4 separate regions of the Homo sapiens genome follow, and regions 1, 2 and 4 are each linked to region 3. A link is a loop called in an ENCODE intact Hi-C map of the cell type or tissue named here. Cell type or tissue: B cell. All regions are shown on one strand. Region 1 holds the start of LOC124904290 (a long non-coding RNA gene). Region 2 overlaps SETBP1 (SET binding protein 1). Region 3 has its middle 240 kb from the start of MIR4319. Region 4 overlaps LOC105372091 (a long non-coding RNA gene).

Region 1 (8,000 bases), 630 kb after region 3:
ATTTATGCCTATTCTTTGGTTCATCAAAATTTAGAATCCTTGTTTATAAATAGACTCTTAGATTACCATGCCACTGTGTCTTATTTTCAAAATTTCCTAGAGTGAACATTCTAGCCACAAAAAGGCCATCATCCCATCAGCTCTAAAATTACTCCAGGCCTTTATTCAACTTCTGCTCAGGGCCTGCAGGGAAGGTCAGGGAAGGCTGTTGCTGCCTCTCCCTCTCAAGTGCCCCCTAATGAGAAGGGAGTGGTGTCATCTAAGGGCCAAATCATCTCTCAAAAACTTATTAGCTCTCCAGCTGTGACTGCCTCTACAACCTTTGTGTATATCTATCTGCCTCTCACAAACTGGGGCTTAGAGAATGCTTTGTGGGTTCACATAAAATGGTTTGCTAACCTGCTATTTCTTTGTCCTATAAGCTATTTTCCTTAATGAAAAGATAGCACTATTTTATTCCTTGAGCTGTAGACCAGGCCCACCACAATCTGCTTTGCAAACTCATCAGCTGGAGATTAGAACACCTGGCTTCCACTCATATTCTGCCCAGGATGTTTATCACATTTCATGAGCCACTCATTAAGTCTCCCAGCATAATGGTGTGTCCGGAATTGGTGGGTTCTTGGTCTCACTGACTTCAAGAATGAAGCCGCGGACCCTCGCGGTGAGTGTTACAGCTCTTAAGGTGGCGCGTCTGGAGTCTGTCCCTTCTGATGTTCAGATGTGTTCGGAGTTTCTTCCTTCTTGTGGGTTCCTGGTCTCGCTGGCTCAGGAGTGAAGCTGCAGATCTTCGCGGTGAGTGTTACAGCTCATAAAAGCAGCGTGGACCCAAAGAGTGAGCAGTAGCAAGATTTATTGCAAAGAGTGAAAGAACAAAGCTTCCCCAGTGTGGAAGGGGACCCGAGCGGGTTGCCAATGCTGGCTCGGGCAGCCTGCTTTTATTGTCTTATCTGGCCCCACCCACATCCTGCTGATTGGTAGAGCCGAGTGGCCTGTTTTGACAGGGCGCTGATTGGTGCGTTTACAATCCCTGAGCTAGATACAGAGGTTCTCCATGTCCCCATCAGATTAGTTAGATACAGAGTTTGGACACACAGGTTCTCCAAGGCCCCACCAGAGCAGCTAGATACAGAGTGTCGGTTAGTGCATTCACAAACCTTGAGCTAAACACTGGGTGCTGATTGGTGTGTTTACAAACCTTGAGCTAAACACTGGGTGCTGATTGGTGTGTTTACAAACCTTGAGCTAGATACAGAGTGCCGATTGGTGTGTTTACAATCCCTGAGCTAGACATAAAGGTTCTCCAAGGCCCCACCAGAGCAGCTAGATACAGAGTGTCCATTGGTGCACTCACAAACCTTGAGCTAAACACAGGGTGCTGATTGGTGTATTTACAATCCCTGAGCTAGACATAAAGACTCTCCACGTCCCCACCAGACTCAGGAGCCCAGCTGGCTTCACCTAGTGGATCCCACACCGGGGCTGCAGGTGGAGCTGCCTGCCAGTCCTGCGCAGTGAGCTCGCATTCCTCAGCCCTTGGGTGATCAATGGGACTGGGCGCCGTGGAGCAGGGGGTGGTGCTTGTCGGGGAGGCTCGGGCAGCACAGGAGCCCATGGAGTGGGTGGGAGGCTTAGGCATGGCAGGCTGCAGGTCCCGAGCCCTGCCCCGCGGGAAGGCGGCTAAGGCTCCGTGAGAAATCGAGCGCAGCGCCGGTGGGCTGGCACTGCTGGGGGACCCAGTACACCCTCCGCAGCCACTGGCCCGGGTGCTAAGTCCGTCGTTGCCCGGGGTCGGCAGGGCTGGCCGGCTGCTCCGAGTGCGGGGCCCGCCAAGCCCACGCCCACCCGGAACTCCAGCTGGCCCGCAAGCGCTGCACGCAGCCCCGGTTCCCGCTCGCGCCTCTCCCTCCACACCTCCCTGCAAGCTGAGGGAGTGGGCTCCAGCCTTCGCCAGCCTAGAAAGGGGCTCCCACAGTGCAGTGGTGGGCTGAAGGGCTCCTCAAATGCCGCCAAAGTGGGAGCCCAGGCAGAGGAGGTGCCAAGAGCAAGCGAGGGCTCTGAGGACTGCCAGCACGCTGTCACCTCTCAATGGGATCTGGGATTGGAAAGAGCTTTGAAGGTCTTCTACCCCATCTTTCTGTCTATTGATTGAATATCCTCTACTTTAGAGATGTTCTTTTTCATCTTGCTATAAATGGAATGCAACCACCCCAGCCCCTCCCCAGGGGAGCTTTTGGGCTTCGAGTTGGGCTGCTGTTGAGTTTTGGTGGCAGTGCCCAGGAGTATCCGATTTGGAAGGAAATGAATATGATTCAGCTGTGAAAATTACAAGTTAGATTTTGGCTTTCAGGCCATTGTGTATTTTTAGAACCAGAGGAGAATAAAATAAACATTATTTTAGGCCTAGTACAGATTATTAATATTATATTCAGGAAAAAAAAAAGCCTTCCTGGTGATTGGTTGAAATAATTTCTCCTAAATATAAATTTTCCCAACTGTGCTAATTTTCTCCAGGATAATATTACAAATCGTATTGATTAATGCCCACCCCCTTTTTGTAACGATTTCTTTGAGATTGGGAGTAGGGAACTGAATGAGTTCACTTTATTATAGCTACTTTGCCAACCGAAAGCCACTTGAGAGGAGAGACGTTTGTCTTCATTGTTACGTCATCTCCTGTGTAGCACAGTGGCTGGCACCACGTAGGAGGACAAATCATGCTTGTGGAGTGAGTGAATAATCAGAAAGCGTAGGTCCTGATAATAGAAGTTAATGACTGAAGTATCTACACTTATTTATTCCCTAACATCCCTTGGGCACTTAACTCTTAGTTAGATACTGTTTAAAACACTTAAAAAGTATTACCTCACAATTACTCTATCCTAAGGTAGCAACTCTATGATCCCAGGTTTATCATTGTGCCACAGGCTTAGGAGGGAGGTCTGAACAAAAATGCAAGAAAAAGGAACTTCTGTCCTCCAAGCCACGTCGTGGTAAAGATGCAGCATACCTCTCAGAAATTTAAGTTAATAGAAACAAGCACTACATGCTAATGTACATGGAATGTGTGACTAACAGAGAAAAAGTGATACTGTGAGGATGTAAAAAGTGAGCTAACTCGAAAAGTCCTCAAGAAGTAGTGTTAATGGTGAGTATGTCTATGCGATAGCTCCTTCCGGACTTGCTGCACAAACAAAAAGGTATAATGATTTTGGTCCGGGTGGCGTTTTGGTGACCTTCTAATGTCATCATGCAGACTGACAGCCAAATCACCATTCATCCACCATCTGCTGAGCTGGGAATGCTGGTGAGGTTGAGTGAGGTTTGTCAAAAAGTTGCCCACCCTATTGTAAATGAGAAAGCAGCCAGGAAGGCCGCAACAGGCAAGGAAGTAAATGGCAGCGATTAACTTCAGAACACAAAGGGAACCCCTAGTGGGCTAAGTGGGTTAATGCATTTTCCTGACTTGGCTGTTAGTAAAATCTAATTAAATCAGATGCTACTAATTTGAAACTCTTGCTTATTTGGACCAGCCTGAGCTAAATGTTGCTTCTACTCTTGCTAGGAAGGAAAAGGTTTTCTTAGCAAATTACTGGGGTAAACAAGATTGCAGATAATTAAAGTGCTTAATAGAATAGTAGAGAATCAAATTTGCAAGAAAACAATCATTGTGCTATTTTTAAAATGTTCTTACCTGTTCATTAAAGCAGGCCATTAAAGGATCTCTGCTTCTTCACACTTCGTTAAGCTGGTTTGAATTGTTATGTTTACTAGACAGTGAAGAGAAAGGACTTCTCTAATTCCTACTGGCCTCTTCATAGCCCAGTTAAGTCCGAATTAATGACATTTTTTTTATGGGCAATCTAAGAGAGTCATTTTAGAGAGATTGTTAGACTTGTCCCTTTCTTACTGGAGGTTGAACTGGGAGTCTGCAGAAGCCACAGTACACTACACAAATTTCTACATAGAGTCTTATGAAGGAAACATTCATGGCCGTGATTTCCCAAATAGAGACAAGTGGTTAGGACCCATGGTGGAGCATCATCTTCATGAGTATTATTAACTCCTTGGTTCCTGGGAAGAGAATGGAAGAAAAGAAATGAGCTAGACTCTGTAGAGGAATTTCAAGTTCATGTGGGAGAACTACAAGCATCTGTAGTTGGCACTTTTAAAATGGGCTCTAAAAAATTAAAGGTTAAAGAGATTTGCCAACTATCTCTTATTTTTATACTTGTTTTAAAGTGTCTTATTTTAGTCTAATGATCATGTGAATCTAAAGCAAAGACATTCTGGATATTTTGGATGTTTGGATGGCTACTTAATTACCTACTCGCAATATTCATAGCTTTCTTTCTATTTGTGTTTATTATTGCAGTAATACAAAGAACTATCTAATGCTTACCAGTAATAAGAAAAAAAAATACAGAGGTATAAAAAATATATAAATTGTGTGCTCCCACCATAAGAAGGCAAACGGCATCCCTAAGAGCTGTGCAAATAAAGCCTTCCTGGAATTTGAATAGAGAAAAAAAACGGTGTGAGGATCGAGTCACCTGTGGCACATTGTAATAAATTTGTTGAACTGCATTGGAACAGAGCATACAGTATGCACATTGTGAGCAATGATATAATTCCAACAAAATGATATCACATTAAATTAATGTTGTTAATTTTAATTTTATTGGTTTTCTTTGAATTCGTTTGCACATTTGTTTGGTTTTTATAGTTCTATAAGAGTCAGAAGCATAAGGGATTTATAGGTAGTTTATGTATATTCATATTTAAGTAACATTTTAATAAATATAATTTAAACCAATACTGGGAGTTCAACAGTACTTTATTATTATTATTATTATTTTTATTTTTTATTTTTTTGAGACAGAGTCTCGCTCTGTTGCCTAGGCTGGAGTGCAGTGGCGCGATCTCGGCTCACTGCAAGCTCTGCCTCCCGGGTTCACATCATTCTCCTGCCTCAGCCTCCTGAGTAGCTGGGACTACAGGTGCCTGCCACCAGGCCCGGCTAATTTTTTTGTATTTTTATTAGAGACAGGGGTTTCACCGCGTTAGCCAGGATGGTCTCGATCTCCTGACCTTGTGATCTGCCCGCCTCGGCCTCCCAAAGTGTTGGGATTACAGGCGTGAGCCACTGCGCCCAGCCTAAGAGTACTTTATTTTTTAAAAGGAAGTTGGAGAACTAATGATCTATAGAACCACAGATTATTGGAAATTGAGAACTTGGAGATCACTGATCTAGTCCAGTGTTTCTGAAACGGGGTTCCAGGGAACCCTGTATTGAGAGGTGTTCCTAGGCATGCCAAAAAAAACCAGACAGGGGTTTCTATAATCAAATAAGCCCTGAAAAAACAGAGCAGTATCTTCCTCTTGAAGATTCGCAGTACTTCTTTATGAAATAAAGTCTCAGCAAGGGCCAGTGATAAAGAAATCAGGCCGATTTTGTTCAAAGCAGCATTTCTCAATCTTATCAGCACCCGAAACCCCTTGCTATAGAGGACCTGCTCCCATCCCGCAGGTCCAGGCCCTCATTTCACAGAAAAGGCAATGGAGAGGATATAGAGGGTGGAAGAGTGCCCCACCCTCCAAAATTCATGTTTACCTGGAATCTCAGATGTGACCTTATTTGGAAGTAGGATCCTTGCAATAAAATTAAGATAAGGTTGTAATAATTAATTTTATGTGTCAACTTCCTTGGGCTTCAGGGTGCCCAGATATTTGGTCGAACATTATTCTGGGTATTTCTGTGAGGATGTTTTTGGATGAGCTTAACATTTAAATGAATAGACTGAGTACAGCAAATTGCCCTGCCTGATGTGAATGGGCCTCATCTATTCAGTTGAAGGCTGAACTAGAACAAAAAGGCTGACCATCCCTGGAAAAAGGGTGAGTTCCTCTTGCCTGACTGCCTTCCAGGTGAAGCACTGGTTTTTCCCTTTCTTTGGACTCAAACTGAAACATTGGCTTTTCCTGGCTCTGGAGCCTCTTGGCCTTTGGACTAGAACTACATTATCACCTCTCCTGGTTCTTCGACTTGCCCACTGCACATCTCGGGATTTGTCAGCCCTCATAATCAAGTGAGCCAATTCCTTAAACCTCTTTCTGCATGTAGATATATACATCCTAATGGATCTATTCCTCTGGAGAGTCGTGACTGATAGAGGGGTCATATTGGATTAAGGCGGGCCCTAAATCCAATGCTTAGTGTCTTTATAAGAAGAGAAAACAGAGACACAGAAAAGACAATCGGGGAAGAGGTCCCATGTGATGACAGTCAAGGATTGGAGTGATGCACTTACAAGCAGAAGAATGCTGCAAACTGGACTGCTGCAACCAGCAGAAGCTAAGAGGAAGCATAAATTCCCCTTCTGAGGTTCCAGAAGGAACTAATGCTACTGACGCCTTAATCCTGTACTTCTGGCTTCCTGAACTGTGAGATAATTTCTGTTGTTTGAAGCCACTCAGTTTGTGGTAATTTGTTATGGTAGCACCAGGAAACACACACACACACACACACACACACACACACACACACAAACACAGAGACAGAGAGGTGAAGTGGCCTACCCACTAGCAAAGGCAGGACTAGAGACCAAGTCTCTCCATTTGCAGCCAGTACTCCTTTCATTGCATCTATTCATTTATTTTTATCCCTATTTTGTTCCAGAAAAAAAATACACATACCATTTTTTTTCCTTCAGGCAAATAAATACAAGAACTAAAACCAAAATACAAACAACTTACAACAGAGAAACAAGCTCATTTCTAGAAGCAACAGAGCCCTAATTATCTGTATAAAATCTAACTATACTGCCATACGAGAAACTAGATTTTCCCAAGAGTAAGACTATCTATAGAATGTCAGAACTGATGTTAGATGTGTAGATGTTTGTGACAATTATTTTATTTTAGAGAGATATTTTTATAGATCTAGTGTATTAGTTTCTAGTTACTGTTTTAACAAATTACTACACACTTAGCAGCTTAAAACAACATGAATTCATTCATTCATTCATTCATTCATTCATTTAAATTATGAAGGCCAGGAGTCAAAAATCAGGCGCTGTGTGCTAAAATCAAGGTGTCAGCAGGGCTGGCTGTTTCTTCTGGAGGCTCTAGGGAAAATCTGTGTCTTTGCCTTTTTGGCTGTCCACATTCCTTGACTCATGACCCTGCATCGCTCTGACCACCACTTCTAGCATCAACATTTCCTTTACACCTGTGACTCGTCTGTCTCCCTCTTATAAGGATCCCAATGATTACTCAGCTGATTCTGGATAATATCCCTATGTCAAGATCCTTAACATAACCATACCTGCATACTCCCATTTGCTATGTAGGGTCACATATGGAATGCATAAGGTTCTGGGGATTAGGCTGTGAGTATCTTTGGTGGTAGGACTCTGATAAGAATTCAGAGTGGTATGAGCCCCATGCGTTACGCCATTATGAAATAATCATAAAAGTAGACTTATAAGGTATAATAAAAGTAGCCTTTTAATTCAAGGTCCTTCTCAGATTTCCAGGGTGTACAAAGTCCACATAGGCTTCAATTATGCTTTGAACTATACATAGTGACAAAAAATATAGAAAGCAGAAGTTTAGGAAATACGTTATTGTAAATCGGGTTTTGTTATTGCTTTAGTTCCACAAGAAAACAAAATATCCATCAATGGAGCTCAGTCGCATCGCCGTCTCTCTGTGATGATCCTAGCCACTCTCCAGGCACAGCAATGGTTTTGTCTATAGAGATCTTGTGAATTTGAGAAGGAACCCAATCCAATATTGCTCCTTGAGAATGAGATAAGGATATTTTTGTTTGCTCATAAACTTGTGAAGGACAAGGATGTCTATGCTATTTAAAAGTCTTTGCAGGCAGGGTGCGGTGGCTCATGCCTGTAATCCCAGCACTTTGGGAGGCTGAGGCAGGCAGATCACCTGAGGCCAGGAGTTCAAGACCAACCTGGCCAACGTGGCAAAACCCCATC
Region 2 (8,000 bases), 490 kb after region 3:
TCTTTCACCTTCGAGAATCTGATTTTATGATGGTGGTAGAGATTTCATATTTAAGGTGTTTTGAGAGCTTGGTGAAGACACAGTAGGGGTTGCGTAAATGATTGTTGTTCCTTTGAGGTTGAAGGGAACATTCTGGACATCTCAAACCATTCAGTTGGCAACTTACTACAGGGCTCATACATAGACAGTGTCCACCTACTGTCCATCCCCCCACACTGAAAAGTGATGCTGGCCACTCACTGAAAAGGCTGCCGTGAAAGCAGCAAGTTTAGAATGTCATCTGAATGCGTCTTTGTGAACCACAGGAAGATAGGCATTCAGCAACAAATCCTTAAGATGCTTTCAAATGAGAAGGAAGGCCCTGCCTCAAGACAGGAACCTCTGCAGATATCACTTATCCTAATCTCTCACCCCAAAGTGAGAGACAGAAATAAGGACACTGACAGTAAAACCTTAAGAGTTTGTTTTATTTGGGTATCAACACACACACACACACACACACACACACACACAGTGATCAAATATTTCAGTCAAATGCATGCAACTCATCCAGAGAGCTCAAACACTGAGTTATCCAAATGTTCCAATGCTAGTTACCCAAACGAACATTATGGAAAAGGACTTCAGAGAGAAGAGTCTGAACAGCAAAACTGAAACATGTTTATAGTGTTAAAAAAAATAAAAAGCTGTCCACCTCTTTTATTTTGCATTTGGATAATGCTTTAAACTTTCCAGGATCCTCTGATAACCACTCCACCCTCACGATGGTAAGATCAATGGCAAATGGATTTATCTCCCCAGTTGATCCCAGAATGAAAAACAGAAACAGAGTGTGTGCACAACTGACACACAATAATCTAGCCAGCCCTTTCATCTTGGGCTCTTCTCCACGTATTATTACAAAAACAAATTATGTAACGAAGCACACAGTTGTGTGGCTTGAGGCATTTATTAAAAATAGGGCCTTTATGAAGTCTTTGTGTACTTTACATATTTAATAAACTTCAAGTTCATGTCACTTAGAATCAAACACGTGATGAAATTTGAAAGTAATATTATTACAGTTTATGACTTCTAATCTGCAAATGGGAGGCGGTCCTATATAGCTTTGTGTTTAAGAATATGAACTTTGAAATCAGACTAACTGGACTTCAAACACTACCTCTTTTATATACTCTCTAGATGTCATTTGGCAAGTTATTCAACCTCCCCATGCCAGTTAACTCATCAGCAAAATGAGAACAGTAAGATTTACCTCTTAAGAGTTTTGGGGAGGATTACATATACATTTGCAGGTAGTAGGCTTAGATTGGTGCCTCCCATACAGAACTCAAGAGATAAGTATTATTATTTGATTATTCATAATCTCTTTCAATGATTGCCAGCTTTAGTTACTACAACAAAACAAAGTCCCTACCTTCCTTGAAAAGAATGTATTATGTATCTAGAACTGTTGGAATGAAAATCAAGAAGGCTTGAAATGTCACTTACAAGCTATGTGTAACAACTCACATGAGTTAGTTGTTAAAGTTTAAAAATTATGTAAGGGTTTCATGAAGCTTTAGGAATGGTCCCTGAATTGGTGGAAAGGAAATTCCCTTCTGAACTTAAAAGTCAAAAAACTTCAGAGGGAAGGAATCTTTTAGAGATCTACTCAAGGTCATATGAAAGTTCTTGGTTCTAATTCCATCCAGGCCACCAGAGAGCCAGGAGATGCCCATCCCCTTTGAAGCTTCTCATGCCTCCCTCCCCACCCCTGGCCACTATTACCACCCTACACCCTTTTCTAACCATAGATTTCTAAGTAAAAAAGGAAATTGTCTAAAACTGAAACTGCCTTAGTCTATTATTGGCTTTGGTGGCTGTGGGAAGAAAACGGAGTTGGAGGGGGGAGGTATGTTGATGAAAATAATCTGAGTCATCACTTCCTGGAAGAGGTGACAGCACACCCAGAGCCGCTGGGAAGTCAGGGGGCCGAGGGGGAGGAGGTCCCAGCTCTGCCACAACCTCACATAGCACCGGGAGGATGTCCCTTAACTTCTGTGGGTTCCTATTGGCAAAATGACCCTAAAGGCCTTCCCAGCTATATGCCCCTATAATTCAGGAAAGGTCCTGGTGAATAAACCATCAGTGCTATTCACTGTCAGCCTAGAAAACAAAATGAACCTGTGCTCCTAAAATATGAAAGCCGAATCTTTCAAGCAAGGGCAGGCTGGTTATGGTTGAGTCAAGACATAACTGCTTTGTTTCCTAACTACTTCCCCAAACCCAGACTCTGCCCCTCCACACACACCCCCCAACCCAGTTTTGCTACACAATTCCTTGGACAGTACAGGTAACTCATTAAGAACAGAGGCCCTGGGATAGCCAGACTTAGTGCAGGAATCACTTTATAGTCTCTCTTAGATGTGAAATTATATGAAATTATTCCCCAAACTGTGAGCAGATACAGATGATTACCAGATTTAGATGTTGAAAAGAAAAGAACAATAACAGCATCAAGATGGGAGTCTCACGTGTTGCAATCACCTGCTTATGTGTCTCCCTAGCCTTGGGAGAGAAAACTGGCCCCTTTTACATTTATCTGATGGTAACTCTATGGGCAGCTACTAAACCCTCCTTTGAAAGTAAACCCCCATTGCCAGTGACCATGTGCTAAATGAGTGAGTGAAGAAATGAATGCTGTGCATCCCAAATTAGGAAGCAAGGAAGGAGGGCACATTCATACAGCTCCTTGAACTCTGCACACACTTTGGCTTCTTGCAGTAATTTAATAATATTCTTGCTCATTCATATTCTTTCTTTCCACTTCCAGCCCCACCCCCACTCATTATGTAGTCTGACTGAATACCACTCAAAATATTTTCTCAATTAGAGGAGAAAACAGGAATTTGCCACTTGTCTGCCTCTATTCTGCTGCCTGTCAGCCTTCAGCAAATATTTCAATCCTGGGCCTTTGCCTGCTGCTAACCCCTGTCCTTTAACCCTTGACCCTGTCCTCTTCAAATCCTCTAGGCTTTACCTTCTCATCCTCCCAGCCCAGACACTCCACTCCAGGGCTGGTGTCACAGGCTACTATGTTTAACCACAAGAGGTACAGTGATGCCCCTAAAGCAATCAGAACAAGAGCTGTGCTTCTGAGATTTGCTTATCTGATCAAAAGATGCTCAGAAAAATTAACATATCACAGTGGATGAGAGACAATCTGTAAACAGACTCCCACTCTCACTTACCTATCTCTGGTCTTCAGAGCCTCTTCTCTGGTCTAGGCCAGCTCCCCTCCCCCACCCTATATCCTAACTCCCTTAAATGGGCATGTCACTGAGATTAGAGGCTCAGGGGTTGGCTGTAAGATGCAGAAATAAAATGGAAATCATGTCCGCTAGAGCAGTAAGATGCAGAGCTCCTCTTTGACTTTTCCCAACATTCACATTCAGCCAAACCACAAGATAATTTGCTTCTAAACCCCTGTCCCAACTTCCTCTAACCACTGCAACTTCCCTGGCTCCAGCTAAACCCCCAGCCCTGTGACATCCAACATTAGAACCACTGGGACTCATCATTTCCCCATCCTTGCCTGTGTCCACCAACATGTGAGCTGTGCCACTTCTGGGTGTTTCTGTGAGTATTTGAGAAAGGCGTGGAATATTTCAGGACTTTTTCGTTGGCAATGACTACTTTGCTCTCTGATAGCACTCCTTCCCATGTAATTAATAGTTCTGTCTCTTGGCTCGTTAAAAACGAGACCCTCAGGTCCCAGGCAGCATTATGCAGGGTAAATCATGTTTAAGTAACTGCATAACTAGTGGGTCAGTTTTATCTTTTGTCTTGGCTGCGACCATTATTTAGCTGGGTTCTCAAAATGCCCGGCAGTGAAGCTTTCATGTCAGGCCAGTATTGAAAGACAAATGTTTTCTCCCCTCCCCACCCCCACTGCCAGCCCCTCTTCTCTGAATGCTGCATGCACAGGGCAGCTGGGAAATAAAAGGCCCCTTTATCTGATTATCCTGGGCAAAGGCGTGGTAGGTTCAGGAAGGTTCAAGAGAGAAGTGCCAAACTGTAATAAGATGGGCCAAGCAAATAGTTGGGGCAGACTCCCATGCAGTGGCAATGACCGGCCACAGCAATTCAGTCTCCTGTCTCATTTTTAGCACTCAGCTTTGTGATGACTAAAAAGGGTGTTGTTTTTTTTCCCCCCGCCGACTGTCGCTGATTGCCATGTGATCTTGAACAAATCACGAGACATCACTGATCTGGGCTCTATGTCCTCATCTGTGAAGGGAAGACAGCTCTGATGATCTTCAAGGTCTCTTTCTGCTTTAACATTCTTTGTGTGTATCCATCAAGCAATAAAAAACAGTGTGACCCTCTCAAATAGCTATGGAGAATACCGCCTGACAGTATAAAAAGAGGACTTCTGAAGAGATGAAAGCAGCAACTTTCTTTATAGGCAGAGTTTGTCTCATATAAAAGGAAGTGAGAGGAAGAGAAGGAGAAGGAAAAGGCAAGATTACCCACTTCACAAAGGAGAAATTAAGGGGTAGGGAAATTTTGTCCAATTAACCCAGTTATGCCTAGTGTTCCATTATTGGAACACTAAGCTTGTGGGAGTTATTTATATCCTACTGCTCAAGGTCATCACCAAGGTCTGATTTTTCACACCCAAAAATTTTCAACCTCCAGCCTAAATGGGTTAAATTACCAATGTCATACAATTAGTTATTGGTGCTGTTAAAAATAAAACTCAGAAGGACTCCCATTTTTGTCCTAGATTCTAATCCTATTACATTATCCTTCCCATAGGATATTGTGATGATGAAAAGAAACGGTATTTGTGCTGTTTAATTTTTGCAGATTTGCATTTACCATTTTCTTTGGCCAATCTGGAATCCTAGAAGCCTACTAGAGAACCGTCCTGAAGACATGCCCTTCACAATCATCAGCCTTCTACAAGCACTCAGATGGGAATCCTTTAGTGACCATCAGAACCCAATAACCAGTCCCTTCATGAGCGTACTCCCGAATTTTGTTCATCCCATCCACAGAGCACGTGATGCTCACCACTGGAAGACAGAAATCATGGTGGCCATGCAGCCTTTAGACAGCTGCAGCACCCGAATACTGCTGCTCTGCAGGAGGGTCTACAATAGGTCCCCATAAACACTGTAGAATTAATTGAGACAAAACAACAGTATCTTTGACATAGAAGGATCCATTGGTAGCAAATACTACTCTAACATCTCCCTTAGCTTATAACAAGCTGCCCTAAATACGTTCTGCCTCTTGCTCACACACACCACCCATTAAGCACAAGAATTGAGGCAAAATTGTGTGAGAAGGTAGGGCAGCAGGGGACTCATGGGAAGGTAGGGCAGCAAGGGAAGGGGGCACAAAAAGGCGACCGGAGATGGTGACTAGGAATATCCCAAAATAATATAAACAGGTTCCCAGGATTCCTTCCTCTCCTACTGAGCTTAGAGCCCAGTCAAATCCAGGCCCCCCAAACATCTATGTCAATGTCATACCAATGCTGGGCTCTTTTCGGTACACACATGCATGTCCACGCAGATGCCCTCTCACATACACATGTCCAGATACCCTCTAGTTGGCAAACAAGTGACAATATGCAAATTATCAGAAGCCACAAAGATTTCACATGCATGTCCACGCAGATGCCCTCTCACATACACATGTCCAGATACCCTCTAGTTGGCAAACAAGTGACAATATGCAAATTATCAGAAGCCACAAAGATTTGCTTCGGTGGGGAGCCTGAACAAACAAGGAACAATTTTGCAAGTGACCACAGATGGCTTAGGTAGCTTCTCTGCTTACAATGGACACTAACAAGATTTGCCAGAACTAATTCATTCTTTCACACCATTGCCCTCTTCCCCCACCTTCTGAGGGTAAGGAAAAGTCCCCCTCATGGCCATATGCATTCTTGTTCCTTTTCAACACAGAAAAAGTGCAACTCGTTCATCCACAGTGTGAATGGGTCATATTTAAAGCGGGTAACATAGATTTAAAAGGAGATACTGTGGAAGCAAACATATGCTGACTTCTCCCCCGCCCCCGACCCACCTACACCATTTCCCTAAAACCCTTATTTGGAGAAAGGGGTAGAAAAGAAGAGATTTATGGAGTCCCGTGCTGAGCTGGAGAACCCAGTAGCAGAAAAGAAATGAGTGGCAAAGAATAGACAAAACAAAATGGACTAGAAACAGACAGTGAACCTATCAGATGAAATCCAAACCTTCTCACATGATGGGTTACAACTGGCCTCATATACAGAAAGTAAACTTTGGCTTTATGCAGCAAAGGAAGAAACACTTGATGCAGTCTTTCCTCTGTGCATTCCTATATGAGGCATAACTCCTGGAAACAAAACTCCAAGACAGAGGCTGGATTCAGGACCTTTGTGCATACCCAGAGCTCTTCTTCATGCAAGGCCCTTTCCAGTCAGCTTTCAATAAGTGTCAGTAAGATGCTTATGAATTCTTAAGAAAAGAAATCAATTACTTCTTCAAAAAAACACCTGAACTTCTCTAGGTCACAAGAATAGAGACCTTAGAGGTGGCTCCTTTCCACGTCCCAGAAGGCTCTCTCAGCCTCTTCTCTGTATGTGATGACAGAACTCAAGGCCACTCATGCCCTTCGCTGGGTGCTGCCATCAATTTCTAGCCAGTCTCTGGGCTCACTCCCCACCAATGCTGGACGCAGTATGATGTCCTAAAGCATCTCTCTGCACATTCCTTCATTCTCTTCTCCCCAAGGGGTTGGGGTGGGGGGTGGGGGTTGGAGGGCTCCATTGCTTTCTTAGTGCACGTAGGAAAAAGTCAAATCTGTCTGATCTGGCCTACTGAAGCTTCCACTCCAGATTTTCCAGGTCAACTCTGCAGTCCAGCAGATCAAGGCTGCCCACCATGAGCACTTTGCCCTCTGCACAGTGTTCAAGCACACTGCCTATACCCCTTTCCCTCCCACCTAAATCCTATGCTTTCTTCAAGGCCCACTCAAGCTTCTTCCTCCATCCCTCCCTGTACTCTCTCACATGTTCCACCATCGGGTACAACATAAGCACCATGCGTGGGCCTAACCTCCCTAACAAGGTAGACACTGGGAAGCTTCCCCAAAAGCCAGACAAGTCAGTCTAAACTGGGAGCGATGGCTCTGCATCCTGTCACCTGCTCAAGTGCCCATGTGGTTCCTCTCTTCATTCCCAGGCATCATTCATACTAGGTGTAGCTGAATTTGTCTACTTTTTTTCTCAAATATATATGTTGGATACCTACAGCAGCGGCTATTGAGAAAACTATACTGTTGATTCGATAAAATTTGTTTACATGTACATAATCATGTTCATGTGAATACTTAGTTAGTTATAGGAATAGGTATTTCTATGGTGATGTCCTGGAATATCAGAGTTGGAAAGGACTTCAGTGTCTTCTGCTTCATGGCCTTCATTTCAAGAGGTGACCTCTGAGAACAAGAGGCAGGTGAGGAAACACAGGTGGTTAGGGAGAGAGACTAAAATTCTTGCTTCTTAAGCCAGGGCTCTATCAGATTGTATGCAATATCTATCATCCCAGAGGCTATACATGCTCACACATATGTGTATGAGCACACAACAGTGCACTCTCTCTAACATGCAAACCAATGCGCGCCACCCTCTTCAGCTGAGGTCCTCAGAGAATCATGAGGACAGAATGACACAAATGCCTGAGAAGTCCCCGGATGCTCTCCAGATTTGACATCTTCTCACATGTTTGTCCTCCCATCCAGATCTTTGCCTCCACTGCCAGCAGGCTGTGTGCTTTGACCTCTGACCCCCACAGCTGGACTGTCTTCTGAGGATGACAAGCTCCAAGGACCAACAATTATCTCCCAGTGTTAAATAAGATGAGCAGAAGTGGCCACTGCTGCTCCTGCAATCAGGGCCCAGCCAGAGAGGAATCTGCTGCAAGTCTAAAATTGGGAGCAAAGGTCAGCTGTCATTT
Region 3 (8,000 bases):
AAAGCCATTCCTCACTGTTCTAACCCACTGTGGCTACTATAATCACACTCATAACTATGTGGAGACTTGTTCTTCTTTTTGGTAGATGTTGTAACTTGGCATATATATATTACATATTATAGAATATGTAATATATGTACATTATATATACATATGTATATATGATGATGTATATATACATGTAATACATATCTATGTAATATATGTATATTATATATAATAGATATATAACTTGGCTTATATATAAAAACATATATAAATATTTATATTTATATAGTTTAATGTGTTCTCCATATTTGGTTAGAGAAATCTGTTGCTTTGGGGATGATAAGGATTATTAAAATAGAAGTGCAAGGAAAGGAGGAAAATTGGGTTTTGAATCTACAGAGACATAAAGGTTATGAAAGTCAAGCTTGGTCAAGAGAGAAGGGCTTTTTGAAATTCCAAAATCTCCTCTTTCCAGATGAGAAGCCAAGCCTGGCAACTCAATGTTAGACTATTACCCTAACTTAGAGTGTGGAGAATAGACAAGAAGGGAAGTTCTCACCAGATAGGAAGAGGAGAGTGCTTTTCCAGATAAGGAGGAGGAGGATTTTGTGTGGATGTCCCCAGGATAAGAATATAGTTTGATTCTCTGAGAATCAAAGGCCCTAACCTTCTTGGGCCTTGGCCAAAGGTGGGAAATAAGTTGACCGAAACATCGGACTAGACAAAATGAGTTCTTCCAGAACACCCAGGACTGCTGCTCGGCCCCCCTATGTCCAAGATGGCAGGAAGTCTCAAATAGGTGGTTCTCAGAGCTCTGAGTACACATGATGTGTGCATTGCATGCAGCGGTACTGTGAGTTCCCATATACCGCAGAAAGTGGGGTGGGGGACAGAGGAGTGCTGAGATTCTGTAACACTGGGTTAGATGAGAAGAATAAAAAATACACGGCCTCTCCAACACCGATATATTTCAATGACTATGGGCTTCAGCTGTGAGCACCAACATAACACCCCCAGAAAACAGATGAGATTAGCCATAGCAGGCAGATGCCAGCACAAAGTATTCAGGAATCAGACTAGACCAGCCTCACTCTGTTGGCCAGCAGGGAGGACAGGCCACAGGCACCCCCTTGTCCCAGAAGACATAGCTTTCCCTGCACACATCGACGTCTTGGGAAGGGACACAGAGGTGCTTCTTGTGAAAGGGAAAATAGCCCTGATTGAGCATTTATACTTGAAATTCACTAAATATTTGCCCAAATTAGACCAAACCACACTTAAAAAACTATTTTAAAATAAAGAAGATTGAATTGGCCTTGATTGGAATACTTAAATCTACCCCACTACTATTGGTAGAAGTGAGGATAGAAGTTATAGGGAAAAAAAGTTTATTCTTTTATTTTCTGACCCATTAACTCAAGAGTGTGTGAATGTTCACTCCTTTTTACATGTTTGACACAACAAGCAGGCTAGAGTTTCCTGGAGATCTGTGGAATGTTTCATGTTATGTACTCAATAGGTGTCCCTAAATGTACACTGTATGAAGAAACAAAAAGAAGAAAACATGGATTTCGTTTCTTCCCTGCCTCTCATTCCACCAAAGCCAAAATAAATTACAAAACAGAGAGACCAAAAAAAAATACCATTATAGAAATCACAGAGAGAATTCTGTAAAAAGAACCGGTACTGGGAAAGTCATAGGGCTTAGTCCTTAGAATATTAATAATCGTAACCACAGACAGTCTTCCTGCAAAGCTTTCTGTCAATAAGCTGCGGCAAATATCTATCTAGACCAGTGAAGTCCCACAGAAGTAATAAGTGAAGTTTTCAATCTTCAAAAATGTTTGAGCATCTCTCTCCTATGGAAGAAAACCCCTAGAACTTCTCATAAATGGATATTTCCCTTGGGGGACTAATATCCTCTCCAGAGTCAGACTTGACTTCTTATGATGTGATGAAGCAACATTCACAAGGAAGTCATGATTTTTTTTCCCTTTCCTATTTTCTTAAAATTCATTTAACCTTAAGAAGTCATTGAACATCCATTTCTTTTTTTTTCTGACTAGGGCTTTCAATAAGGGAAAAACTAGGGCAAATTTTAGACAAAGCAAAAGACAATCTTAAAAGTTGACTAGGCCACAGAAATCTAAATGACAAACTTAACAGGGCTGACTTTTCCTTGGTGTGTAAGACAGGCGTGTAAGGCTATTAACAATAGAACTCAGCACAAAGCCCTGTGGAAAGCAGGTGAATATTGATTCTTAATCTTAAACTCATGAATAATGTATAAGGCAATTTTAGTTTAAAGATACAGGCATTTTTTTCCTGGCACAATGGTTTTTAGAAACTCACTGTATTCAGTAACCCATAAAGAGAGTCTTCTCATCTTTTAAGAAGCCTTTCAAATTTCATCTCATTCCTACAGCCTTCCCTGACCATCCAGTCCTCACCAATCACTCCCTTCTCTAAACTCCAAGAGTACTTACTGCCTGTAGCACTCACTGGATATAAGCTATTAGGTATCTTTTTTTTCTTTTATTTCTTTTCTTTTTTTTTTTTTTTTTTTTTAAAGACATGGTCCGATAGATACTAAAACCCTGCAGGGTAGGGGTCACATTACCTTTCTCTTATTATTCCCAGTACCTAGTCTGGAGCCTGATCCACAGACCGTAAGTGTTCAATAAATGTTTGTTGTTAATGATGACATGTTATAGACACATCTGAAACATAATCTGGATAAACATAATACTGGAAAAGTGCAAATCATCATTTAACAAACATGCAAGCCAAGAAATCAATATGAGAGAGCTGTCTGAGTACCAAGTGAAAGACAAAGTAATACCCTCTTCCCTGCCCCAACATCTAACATGGTGATGGATTATGCTACATAAAATTATCGATAAAGACCAATGTAGTCACAATGATTTCTAAGCAGTAACAAGAAATATTAGATACAAAATGTAACATTACAACAAAGGCAGCAGAACTGAGAGGCCATTGTGGAATAATAGATACATTCATCTGATGAAGAACCTCTTTGCAAATAAGCAACTTCAAGCATAATGAAAGCACAGGGCTTTCCTTTCCTCCCTCTCTATCTCCCCAACCCAGAGACCGAGATTCTGATTTCCCTCAAGATACACAGAATGCACGTCACTTGCCCCTTAAACAGAGGAGGAGGAAGGCAAACTTGAGCATTCAACTGTTGCCAAAACAAACCCAAGCCTTTCAAATGAGTTAAGTTCTCATGATATGAGTCGGGTTGAGTAAATTTATACAATTCTCATTTACATACACACAAAGAGTAAAACAATCTACTTATTTCTTGTCTGAATTCCTATCTTCTTCAATAAGATTTGGCTTATTAACGTAGCAGCAGAAGTTTGGGCCAAATCTATCTAGCAATGAACCTCATCTCACCTATCTCTGTCACTCTTGCATACCCTTTTCCTACCTATACCCTTCCTTTTATCCTGGCAGGTGGGGAATGCTTAGGCAGAAAGCTCGGCCATTTCTATTGATCATATAGGTAACATCTTCAGCACTATTATTGGTCTGACGACTGTGAAACAATAATAAAAGTGGTCAGTCCAAACGTCCCTGGGCCCTGGCAGAGATCTGGGGCAGATGATGGGAAAGCGAGAATCATGGGTTGATACTTTCCCCCAAATTGTATATGCCTTACTGTGACATAAGCAGCCTGAACAGGATCATTAATTTGACTGGTCACTTCATTGGAACATTGATAAGGATTTGACTGGTTTTTAATAGCATGTACTAGTTATGTGGACTAATTAACCAATCAATAAGATTTAAACCAGTACATTTACTCCTCACCTCATCCTCTTCCATGTTACTCAGTCACCTTTAACGTTTTGAATGGGATAAAGAACTTACAAAACTAATTAGCTATATAGACAGAGCCATAATGGCCTGCATTTTCTCCACTATTATTAATGCTTTTGGTATATAAAATCTACTAGTTAAAAAAATGAAAATTGAATACCATGGGTTAATCTAGGTATAGTAGTAACAATTCCCTATAACCAGCTTGGCTTCCTTCATAGCTAAAGGATGACCAGTACCATCTCATCTCTTTGAAACAATTGACTGGTGGTGTCTTTTTGTGGGTCAATATTCTCATTGAAAGAAAGAATATATTTTCTCCTGAAAAAAATATATAAAATATTCCTAAATTTAGTGAATTCAGAAAGCCATATAATTACAGCATACAGAGTTTTCCTTCTAGATCCTGAAGACATGGACTTATAAATGATGCAGGGCAACTCACGGTCATTCAGGTCCTGTTGGCACAATGAATGGAGGTGCTCCAAGCCTTTTCCTTGTCTGTAGGTAGAGGTGCAAATACTTCAATGAGATATGTTCCTGTTCAGAAACACCCAGGATGAAAACTGGAAAGGGTCTGCCAAGAAATACAGAGGAGCTCTTTCAGCATGGTCGTTTTTTAGGATGATGGAGGCAGCTTACAAAATGGTGAGTTGGAGCAATGGCTGGAGCCAGCCTAAGGAGGCACTATGGAGCAGAAAGTTGGATCCCCCACTAGATGGCGCCAGGACACATCTATGGCATACGTGGGTACTGTTAACCATGGCACAACAGAGGGATCGGATCAGTTTTCACAATTCTGTATAGGCCAGGTCCTAATACAGTACCAACGGACTAAAGTGAGTGTATGTGGGTGTTTTATACGTCTTTAAGTTTGACCCTACATTGAAGGGTACACCTGGGGTGGCATACGTGTGTGTTCTTTGGAGTATGATTACCTATGCGGTTGTGAGTGTATCTCATGTATCACATGTGCACACACATACAATATAATAATACACATGTGCGTTAGATTATATAGATAAGGGATCAATATAGGTGTAGCTAAAGATTAGGGGCCATTATTACAATAAATAAGGATCACGTTGGAGGAGGGGGATTAGCTTCTCTTGCGCGTACTGTATGCCAGACCTTTTCATGTGCTTTCTCATGTAACCTTCACAACAGCTGCAAGAGGTGCCTACTATTGCCCCATTTTCACCAAAGGAAATTTGATGGACTTTGTATAGGTTAAGGAACTTGTCCAAGGTCACATAGCTAAGGAATTACAGGGCTTGGATTAAAATCCAGTTCTGCTAAGCTTCAAAACCATAATACAGTTATACCTCATACCACATTGACTTGCTACAGTTTCTTACAATGTGCAAATTAACTCCAGGGAATATGGTTTGTGGTATGTTTGCACAAATATACTCACATGTGCACTATACGAAATGAAAATACCTTCTATGCAAAAGTTTGATCTATGTTGGACTACAAATATACATAAAAAGTTGAATAAATATGGCATTCCACTTTTCCCTCTTCACCCCAGGATAATTATTAAATAACCCTATCACAGAAAAATATATAAGAATTAATTCCAATATATGATTCAATTAAAATGGGAGTCATTTAAAAGAATATTAACTAATTTTAAAGTAGATATATCAAATCCACATGTATACCTAAATGAAGCCATTCACTATTTACCTAAAAATACATTAGCATTAAGGTAACAATACAAGTTCCATTTATGTTGTAGGAAAAGCCTTTTCTATTGAGATGGTTGGCTCTCATCTTAACTCAGCCCACTCAGGTATGGTTTTTGTCATTGGAGATTTTGTAGCCTTTGGGCATCAGCCTTTTAATTTTCTTTTTGTACAGAAAATGTATTGTTCTGTACATTGTGTTTTGACAGACTAAAGAATGTAGTGTACATTGAGTGTTTAGCACAGTGTCTGGCAAAGAGTAAGTGCTGAATAAAAGTCAACACTAGTGATTACAATGGCTATAAAGAAGGAGAAAAAAGCAGAGGAGGGAGAGAGCAGAAAGAAGAGAAGGAGAGTAAGAAGGAGGAAAGAGAAGGCAAGAAGGTAAGAAGAAAGAAGAGAAGAGGGTAGAATGGTGGAGAGATCAACATGACAATTAATTTGAATTAATTTGTAATTTTTTTCTTCTCCCTAAAAGTTAAAGAAGTCATCTGAAACAATGTGGAATTTGAAATACCTGCCTTGCACACTGCAGATCATTCTATTTTTCACCTTAAATTTTGTGCAGTTTTCTGTTTGGTCTAAGATTGGTTAGTTTTCCTATAGGCTAAAGAATAATGTGCTAAGAACTGAGCCCCCGGCTGAGACTGTGGGATTTAAAAGGGGGAGAAAGGTAAACAGCATTCCATCAAGTTGTACTTTGGGCACTGGGAAAATATGTTGGTTGTGCTGTCAAGAAATTGACTTTTTGGCTGCATGATAAAGGTGAACTCTGGCACTCCAAAACTGGATGGAAATCACAATAGCTCCTTCTAGAAAAGTCAAAGCAAAATAGAGACATTTTCTCTGGTGCTTCAGATCCGTAAGAACATTATCTGAAAAGAGAGATCACAACTCGGGAAAAGGGGAAAATAGGAAAACATTGCCTGTTGCCTTTAGTAATAAAATTTCACTTAGCAAATTTCCTAAGATTTTTGTCATTCTGGGCCTCAGTCTTTGTTTCTTTCATTTGTGTTAGAGAATATTTGAAGTTGTACTGAGAAAAAAATAGTAGTAGTGTTAATAAAGCCTAACATGAATGAATCACAGAATGCACAACAACACATTCCATATTCTATATCACGTTATGCTCAATACAACCCTATACATTGGTACCATATTACAGATGAGAAAACCAGGCTCAGAAATTTGAATGGTTTGGTTAAAGTTACACTAGCAGATGGCAGAGCAAAAACTCAAAACCAAGGGCAAGCTGAGGCCAATACCAATCTTGTGGTCCATGATGCTGTACTTAGATGACATTCAAAATGCCTGTGGCAGTGCCTGGCACACAGTAGGCATATGACAATACTCAGCTTTACTTTCTTTCAAAACAGCATTACGCTCTTGCCTAGGTTAGAGTGCAGTGGAGCAATCATCGCTCACTGCAGCCTCGAACTCCTGGGTTCAAGCAATCCTCCTGCCTCAGCCTACTGAATAGCTGGAACTACAGGTGCACACCCCCATGCCCATCTAAGTTTTAAATATTCATAGAGGCAGGGTCTCACTATGCTGTCCAGGCTGCTCTCAAACCCTTGGCTTCAGGCAGTCCTCCCAAAGTGCTGGGATTATAGGAATGAGCCAGCATGCCAGGCCACCTTTGTTTTATTTAAAGGAGTACTGCTTTTGGAGGGTTATCTCTTTCAGTAAAGTTCCATTTCAATCTGTACACAGTGTTGGAGAATATCAGGTGCAGAAAGTGATACCAACTTCAATCTATGGGTATGAAATACTCATTCTATCCTGGATGTTTCTGTCTTGCAGACCCTAGATCTTGGCATAAAAGCCTAGCATCCTTCCCTGGGCTCGAGCGACCATGATCTGGAGACAACAGTAGGGGTTGCCTACATGGATATTTGAGGAGGTAAGACATGCATTGGTGAGAAGGAACACTTCTGATGCTATCGGGCTTTCTCCATCCCATTTGTGGGCATTCATACTGACATAATCACATGGTATGCATAAAGTTGTAAAACTAGAGGAAAATTCTAAAGCTTGACCTTGTTTCCAGTAGATAATTTCCTGAGATATTAGAGGACTATATCAAGTGGAATCAGGAGCACTGGGCATGGTTGTGACCAATTAATTATTGCCTCAATAAGAGAGCATGTCCATCAGCTATACTTGCTGTTGAATAAATAGCTGTCTCGATTCTTTCCCTGCAGTCTCTTTTTATCTTCTTAATCTCGAAAAATAGGTTAGCAAGATGAATGAAGAAATCAAGGTCCACAGCAGTCCAAGGTTACACATTAGATTCTAACTAACTTGAAACCTAGGTTTCTGATTTCCCAGTCAAGAATAATCTTTAAGACATTTCTACAAATTCTAAAAGATTCTTTACTTGTTAAAAAAAAAAAGAAAAAGGAAGGGGTGATTCTAGTTACTTTAAAATGTTCAGAAAATGCAGCATTCTCTATCATCCTTTCAGAAATTAAA
Region 4 (8,000 bases), 110 kb after region 3:
TCTATCAGAAAATATTTGTTGCGCACTTACTGCATTCCAGGCAGTGTTCCAGGCTCTTAGGCTACAATAGTGACTAAGTCAAACCAATCCTCTTTTGTTATGGGCTTACCTTTTTGTGAAGGGATACAGAGGTAAAAGGTAGATGGTAAAAGATAAGATGGATGATAAAAAATAAGAATCTAGACCTTTATTCTCCTTATGTTAGTCAGCTATCCTTTGGTTATGAGCACTAGAAGACGGATGGATGGATGGATGGATGAATATAGATGAGTAGATGGGTAAGTGGATAAAGATATAATATGATATAATATGATAGATATACATGAGATGATTTCAGAAAGTGCTAAGTCCTATGAAGAAAATGAAACAGAACGAAAATAAATACATTTTAAGAAGAAGGACCCATTGTGGAAGCTGCTTTAGGCAGGGTGGCCAGGAAAGAATTATCTTAGAAACTGATACACAAACTGAGATCTAAATGACAAGGAACAGCCAGCTACAGCGAGATCTGGGAGAAAATATTCTAAGTTTAAAAGAGACGAAATCAAAGTCCTGAGCTGATGGTGTCCTTTGTGTGTCCAGGGCACAGAAGGAAGGCCAGTGAGGCTGGAGTGTGGTGAATATGGGACAGAGTGGTAGGAGGATTGGAAGAAGATACAGCGAAATAGGTAGGCAAGCGTCAGATCAGGTAGGACCTTCAGGCTGCAGGAGAAGTTTAGATTTTATTACAAATGTAAAGATAAATCACAGGAGGGATATCAACAGGAGGGTTTCCTAAGCTGATTTGTATTTTTGAAGATCTCTCCCATAGCTTTGTGAAGACTGGCCATATAATGAAACAACAGAGAGAAGAGAGGAACTGCTGGGCGGCTGTTGAAGTGGGTTGTAGCACTGAGATAACAGTTGTGGGATTTGGCAGCATATACTAGAGCCACTCTAGCCAATACAGTAGCTACGAGAGTGCCACATGTGACTCTTTCTATTTACATTTATGTTAATTAAAAATAAATTAAATTTTCAGTTTCTTAGTCACACTAGTCACATTGCAAGTGCTCCACAGCCACATGTGACTTGTGGCTTTTGTGTTGGACAGATATAGAACATTTTTGTCATCACAGGAAGTTCTACTGGGCAGTGCTGCTGCAGTGGTAAAGCCACAATGTCTCCATACCAACTAGCTGGAACAGCTGTAGATAAAGACAATGCAAGATTTTCACATCAGATAGATCATCAGGAAAGCAGAAACAGACCAAATGCTTCAGATTTTTTTTTAATCTAAAACAGGCAAAAGTTGATGTTGGTTTGATATCTTTCTTCTCCTATTTCTGTAAGATTATTGGATTATCACAGACTGGTGCTTTCTGACCTCCACAGTCCATATTCCTTCTGTATCTAGCCTTTTATCCTGATAAATTCCTAGTAAGAACCTAGACCTTTATTCTCCTTAGTCAGCTATCCTTTGGTTATGAGCACTAAAAGTCTATTCAAACTAGTTTAAATATTAGAAAGAAGTTATACATGTAAATATATAACTCATAGAACCCAATGGCTACATAATGGGGTATCATAGGACCTGCAGAGTTGGGAGATACTAAGAATTTCTCATCTCTGCTTCATTTTTCTGTCACAGATGAGCTTCTCTACTCGTGCACTCATCACGTAAATCAGAGCAGTACCCAAAAGTGGCCACACCCTTTGAATCTATATAGGTTTCTAGTTAAAGCACTGACACTCATTAATTTAATCTACTTAATCTAGGAGTTCCTTTTTAATTCTGAAAAGAGACATGGATTTCCTGAGCTTCATCTGGTGTAGTTAGCCATGGCATGGCTTGGGGAGCTTCTGGTACTTGGGGTTACATTTCAAAGAGGAGGTTCTCTAGAAGGTGGTGTGAATGAAGAAGAAACAGCAGTAAAGAAATGACTGCCATTTTTGCCAGTGTCCTGTTCTTACTCAGTATTCATGGAACCTAGTGAAGATTATACCAAAGCTACAACAGGCCAGACAGGCACCTATTAGTTATACATGTATTTAGCAATAAGCTTGGCATTCTAGAAGACATGAGTCCTATGCTGTAGGTATTTACTAATTGCTAGACATTCCTTAAGCAGAATCCTTACCTTCAGAGGAAGGAACCAAAAGGAATAAATCAGGCAATCAACCTTTGACTAGTGTTATTACAAGTAAAGGGAAAAGACTCAGAAAACTGGTAATTTCACAAAAGTATTGAGGGAGATAGATGTTCTTGTATCCATGACTACTCAGGCCTTCTCTGGTTTCATCCCTAATTCCTTGCTCTGAATTCAGATGGCTTCTTGCCATCTGACAAGATCACCTATGGTAACTTCTTGGTGGATGCTCATAACTAGAAGCTTGAAGACACAGGCTGTGGTTTCTTCATCCTTTATCCAAAGCACAGTTTCTGGCATAGTAGATGTCCCATAGATGTTAAATGCATGGGTGGATGGATGGATAATGATTAAAGCCTCAGTTGAAAAGTTTGGCATTCTTATGAATTCTGCTTAGTCCCCCTGGAGAGGCCAGATCCTCTTCTTCATCCACATCTTTATCCTTTTTTACCAGTCTTTTTCAAGAGCAGGGAATTTGTATTGGTATTGAGGACTTTGACATTTGTATTACATGGGAAAAGCAAAAGACTAACAAGGGGATCATGTTCACATTAGCCTGAGGGACTGAGTAGTTTTCAGTATTCAAGCTAAAACAAAACACCTTTCTCTAAGGGTGTAAATGCAGCTTTAATTTCAAAAATGTGCTTTTTCTTAGAGGCAGAGGGAGTTAAATAGTTCATAACAAAAGGTGAGGATTCCTGGTATTGAGTTCTAACGGTAATGACCATTACACAGGTTTTTGATTTGTGCTGGATTGTTGCTGAGCATTAAGGACATCCTACCAAAGTCCAGGAAACTGCTAATTAATCCTGCAGGAGACTGCAAAGACACACTTGCCATTCATCCAGCAAGTGCTATTTAAAAGCCTGTTGTGAGCATCTGAGTGCATTTGGGCTAAAGAGCTCATGGACTAGACGCAACAGGAGCTATACAGACTACCAGTGCACCACCAGCGTGCACCAGAATGCATGTCCCAGCAAACAACTCTCAATTGGCCAATTTGCAACAGGGCACCCTTTAGCCTCTTTGGCCCTGGTCATTTCCTTCCCACCCTGCCCTTTTGGAGGCATCAACATTGAGCTCAAAACATGTTCAGTGCATTCTTTGCAGTGTACCATTTGTACCTTCAACAGCTAGGCTGACATTTGTTAAGGTAATATAAGAATGCAGCAGATAGACAGGAAGCATGAACTTCGGGTCAGTGAATCCAAAATGCTCTCTCACTACAGCCTGTTTTCTGCACAGCAGGCTGTGGCTCTAATGACTGTTTCTCATTGAACTCCTAGAAGAGCAGCAGTCTCCCTTTCCTTCAGTATCTTGCCTGTTTCTCCTTGGGGGACAATCAGCCTCTTGTGCTTTTTTCATTCTAATGCAATGAGCCTCTAAGAGTTGGCCTCCCAAGCTCTTTGGCAGTAAATGCATCTTGAAGATATGAAGACACAAGCAGCCACCTCAATAAGGAAGAGATACAGAAATGTACTGTGAAGTTTCATGTGACTAGATTCAGTTCAGTGAGCATTTACAGAGCATCTGGGCAGGTGTTCAAGGTAGTGAGGGGGCAAAACCTTTTGAGAGCTTACTACAACCTGGACACCAGCACTGGAGCATTACCTGAGCCAGCTTAATTCATACTTCCCCACTCTGTGAGGACACACTAGAGGACACACTACAGTCTGAATTTTAGACACAAGAAATGGAGAGGTTCAACAACTGGCCCAAGTCCCACAGGTAGAGAAGGCTTTAAAGCCAGGACCTTGCATCTATATCGAAGCCTAAACTCATTCCACTTTTCCACTGTGTCTTCCTGAAGCTGAAAAGGCACAGGAGATAAGGAGGAGACCACCCCTCATATTGTCTTATGCCCAATTTCTGCCCCCAAAGAAAAAAAGGAAGTAAAAACTAAAAGGCAGAAATGAAACCCACAGGCAGACAGCCCGGCACCACAGCCTGGGCCTAGTAAAGATTGGCCCCTGACCTAATTGGTTATGTTATCTATAGATTACGTTGTATGGAAAAGCACTGTGAAAATCCCTATCCTGTTCTGTTCCACTCTAATTACCAGTGCAGGTGTACACAGCCCCCAGTCACGTACTCTCTGCTTGCTCAATTGATTAAGACCCTCTCACACGGACCCCCTTAGAGTTGTAAGGCCTTAAAAGGGACAGGAATTGCTCACTCAGGGAGCTCAGTTTTTGGAGACGTGAGTCTGCCAATGTTCCCAGCTGAATAAAGCCCTTTCCTTCTACAATTCGGTATCTGAGGGGTTCTTGTCTGCGGCTCGTCCTGCTACAGAGAGATGTAAGTCCAATCAACAAGTGATGGGTATACACATGTAGTTTAACAGAAAGAAAGGAGCAGAGCATCCCAGCAGGAGTCTAAAGAGGGAGGAAGTTGAGATAGGAGGGGCCTGAGTTTGAGGCTCAGTTCTGCTAATCTCTTGCCTTCCTACAAGGCAGCGTGGAGGTGAACCTGAGTGCTCTGTGAGCTGTCCCCGCACTTCACAAAGCCTCCACCCTATGACGCCAAATTCTCCCTGCACTTAAGGCTCCACAGATGATCTGCCTATCTCTCCTCAAAAGCTTCACCAATTCTTGCATTTTTAACTCAACAAGCATTCATTTAACAATTAATATGCATATTAAATGCATGCTTCCTTTTAAACACAAGTGTTCAATGTCAAACATTTTATTTGCATGTGTGAAATAAAATATATCCAATTATTCATTAAGCAGTATCTTCATAACAAAACAGAAGTGGCTAAAATAAAGAACCTCTGTACAAGTGGTTATTCTCCAGCTATTTTAAAAGTTTCAAACAAAATCGTCAAGACATATTACTAAATGAAAAAAGCAAAAACAAGATACAGAACATTTAATAAGCTAGTGTGAGTGTGTGTGTGTGTGTGTAAAACACAGGAGACCAATAACATTGATTGCCTCCAGGAGGGAACTGGATAGCTGAGGAATAAGAACAAGAGGAAGACTTTCACCATACAGAAGTGCTTTCCAAGCTACCTGTGAGGGAGAAGGACCAATATTTTTCCCCTCATTCATTACAGACCAGTGCATGGTCCTATTACGTATGTTTCTATGCAGATTGCTTTATGTACCACTTACCACATGACTTTGACAATGTTCAAACCCATTTATTCCCTTTTCCTGGGCTAAAGTCCACTGGTTTTACACTTGGACGTAGAGAAAATGTCACATTGCTACAGAAGTTTCTAACTCTTACTTTTTACTCTGAATTTCTGTTGTGTACAACAAGAAATGAATGTGTACAATGTAGTTTAACAAAAAAGGAAGGACCTCACGTGAAAAAAAAGAAAACAGTTCCCAGAAAGGCACTGCCATACATCCTCCTGCACTTTTGACTTTGAATATATGATCTTTCCGGAGGAATTTGCTTTATAAAAAAATTGCCAGGGAAACACCCTTAGCAGAAGTGAGGACAGACTTGAGGATCTTCAATTCCCTTGGATGCTCTCTTGCAGCATCAGCTATCAGCAAAAGTGTGAGACTGTTCAAGTCTGTCTGTGGCTCTTTCACCACCTTCTGTAGTAAACAAGATGCTCCATCCAGTCCTTTCACCTCCTTTCTGGAGGAATCTTATGGTTCCTTCCTCTGTACTCTCTGACACTTAATGTGGAGGCCAACTCACTCTTATGTAGGTATACAGTCCTAATACAAAAATACACTATTTCCCTTTCATGTAAACAGAGAAATTGAAAATATAGTTTTCCAGACTGAAGGAAACAAAGCCTCAGGATTGGATATCAGATTTGAGTATTTTCAGTTGGCCACAACTTACAGCTGGTCAGCTCTCAGGAAGAGTGCATGAAAAATCCTGGGAGTGGGGTCAGGAGACAGGGGTTCTGTAGAACGTTCATGGTAGGTGTGGCAAGAAGTTCACAGGAAGGAGACACTAAAATTGGAGATTAAGGTAAATGAGGCTGGCCATTTCAGGTTCGTGTAATTCATTCAAGTAGTGATTAGAACTAAACTGTGCTAAGTCATCTTAAAGATCCGAATAGTCACCAGTTCAAACGTAACCAGGCTGAATATTTTAACAGGTCTAAAGAGGGAGAACATGTCTATCAGAAGCACAACACTGTGGAGTTCCAGGGTCATCTAAGCCATGACCAAGGGAGATGTGTCCAGACCTGAGGACAGAACCTACCAGGTCCTGGTGGCACAGCTGTTCCTGCTGCAGAGATAGTAGTATCAACCTTGAACTACTGCTCACCAGCACAGAGCTCATCCACCCTGTTCTCACGACATATGGATTAAGCAATCTGTTAATACAGGTTGCACCACCATGTGTCTTTGCCTACGGGAGAGAATGTGTTGGCTCTTCTGTTATATGTCTCATTATAAATTACTAAGCTGGCTCTGTAGTTTATATTCCAGGCTCTTATAAACCTAGATAATGTGAATCTATTCTGGCCATACAGATCTACTTTTGGTCAAGAGGAAAATGAAAGTGAATGAGCATATGAGGCTAAAGAACTGACCATGGGCAGGGGTTATTCCAACATGGCAAAACTACGTGAGGCCTTGTGGCAGTCGGGTGGCTAAAGACTGGGAAGCTGGCCTCACAATGCCTCTCTCTCAAAGTCCTCATGTACTTTTGGTAAAAGCAGAAGCTCTAGACATAATCTTGAGGCTTCTGTACTGGTTTTGATTTGGCATGGCTCAACAATGAATAATTGCAGTATGTCTGACATGCAGTTATACAGTTATAATAGTTGTAATTAATGACCAGGTTAAAAAGGCCCCATGTCAAAATGGCCAAGATAAAAAGCCATATACTTTGTAAAACCTGCTTTAAATTTAAAAAAGTTGAGATAATCCATGTATATGTTTCAAATTTTAACATGTATTTTTAAAGTACTGTGAGAAGTCTCCCACTCTTGCCTTATTTGCCAAGTTTCCACAGTAATCCCTGTGATTAATTTACTGTCCATTCGTGTAAATAGTTTGGCATACTCAATCCAATAAAATATATGTTTTTATATATTTCTTTTTTTACACAAAGTCCCATGCCCTGTGCTGTCTTTTGCATATCGTGATGATCTTTTGTTAGTATATCTTGGGTGATTTTTCCATAGCAATACAAAAACAAAGTTTCTTTCAGGAAGTCATATCATTCTTGTAGTAAACGAGGTAAGAACACAGGATTTGGCATCGGACAAACACAGCTTCAACAGTTACTATTTAAGTGCCTTAAGTGGGTTTTTTAACTCTAGTAAATTTTAAATTTCTAAATCTACAGAACGAGGAGAAAAATACCCTGTTTACAAGGTTTTTATTAGGTCTGAATATATAGGTGGAACCCTTCCCATGTTGTCATGCACAGGGTCATAGGAAAGAAGAGGAAGGAAGCAAGAAGGTGGAAGAAGGAAGAGGATTTCATAGTAGCCTTATTTTCAGGTTCCTGCAAATCAACCAACTGGGCACTGGATAGATGAGTTTCCTCCAGTGAACTTCGGTGTCCTCATTTTTTGTTGTTATTGTTGTTGTTTGTTTGTTTGTTTTTTGAGACAGAGTCTCGCTCTGTCACCCAGGCTGGAGTACAGTGGCACAATCTCGGTTCACTGCAACCTCTGCCTCCTAGGTTCAAGGAATTCTCCTGCCTCAGCCTCCTGAGTAGCTGGGATTATAGGCACGTACCACCACGCCCGGCGAATTTTTTGTATTTTTAGTAGAGACGGGATTTCACCATGTTGGTCAGGTTGTTCTCGAACTCCTGACCTGATGGTCCGCCCACCTCAGCCTCCCAAAGTTCTGGGATTACAGGCATTAGCCACCATGCCCAGCCTTCAGTGTCCTCATTTCTAAGCAAGGAGAATTAGATTGGACAGTTTACAAA

What was found. Hi-C counts contacts between places; a loop is a spot of excess contacts. Peaks named below come from ENCODE experiments on the same cell type or tissue, not always from the same donor. Only the 100,000 strongest peaks of a DNase experiment are listed, where the experiment ranks them.
Region 1: a loop joins it to region 3, with 16 times the contacts of the local background. A loop is called at or near these places in 9 of 110 quality-filtered maps.
Region 2: it touches region 3 in a loop (9-fold over the local background); 2 of 110 quality-filtered maps call a loop at or near these places.
Region 4: a loop joins it to region 3, with 4 times the contacts of the local background. A loop is called at or near these places in 4 of 110 quality-filtered maps.

The regions. Positions count from the first base shown.
Region 1 is chr18:44,574,639-44,582,638 of GRCh38, reverse strand. It overlaps LOC124904290 (a long non-coding RNA gene), which reads left to right and starts at 2,686. Exons shown (of 2, transcript XR_007066347.1): 1 at 2,686-3,148; 2 at 4,376-4,676. RefSeq lists an enhancer at 3,081-3,582. In B cell, CTCF peaks have their summits at 3,247 and 3,449; a DNase peak (open chromatin) is centred at 3,408.
Region 2 is chr18:44,719,700-44,727,699 of GRCh38, reverse strand. The region is part of intron 2 of SETBP1 (SET binding protein 1); the gene reads right to left. Among named protein-coding and RNA genes, the nearest start is that of SETBP1, 43 kb to the right of the region's middle. RefSeq lists enhancers at 1,997-2,186, 2,317-2,366 and a silencer at 5,550-5,599. In B cell, no CTCF peak of the experiment used is centred here; DNase peaks (open chromatin) are centred at 2,039, 2,219, 4,209, 5,789 and 1 weaker place; H3K4me3 peaks cover 2,314 bases; H3K27ac peaks cover 7,209 bases.
Region 3 is chr18:45,209,471-45,217,470 of GRCh38, reverse strand. It overlaps a transcript of SLC14A2 not described here. Among named protein-coding and RNA genes, the nearest start is that of MIR4319, 240 kb to the right of the region's middle. RefSeq lists an enhancer at 4,412-4,461. In B cell, CTCF peaks have their summits at 4,324 and 4,523 (motif pointing right); a DNase peak (open chromatin) is centred at 4,560.
Region 4 is chr18:45,099,595-45,107,594 of GRCh38, reverse strand. All of the region lies in intron 3 of LOC105372091 (a long non-coding RNA gene), which reads left to right. Among named protein-coding and RNA genes, the nearest start is that of MIR4319, 130 kb to the right of the region's middle. RefSeq lists enhancers at 3,926-3,995, 4,076-4,125. In B cell, no CTCF peak of the experiment used is centred here; DNase peaks (open chromatin) are centred at 1,034, 3,844 and 3,944; H3K4me3 peaks cover 3,057 bases; H3K27ac peaks cover 6,893 bases.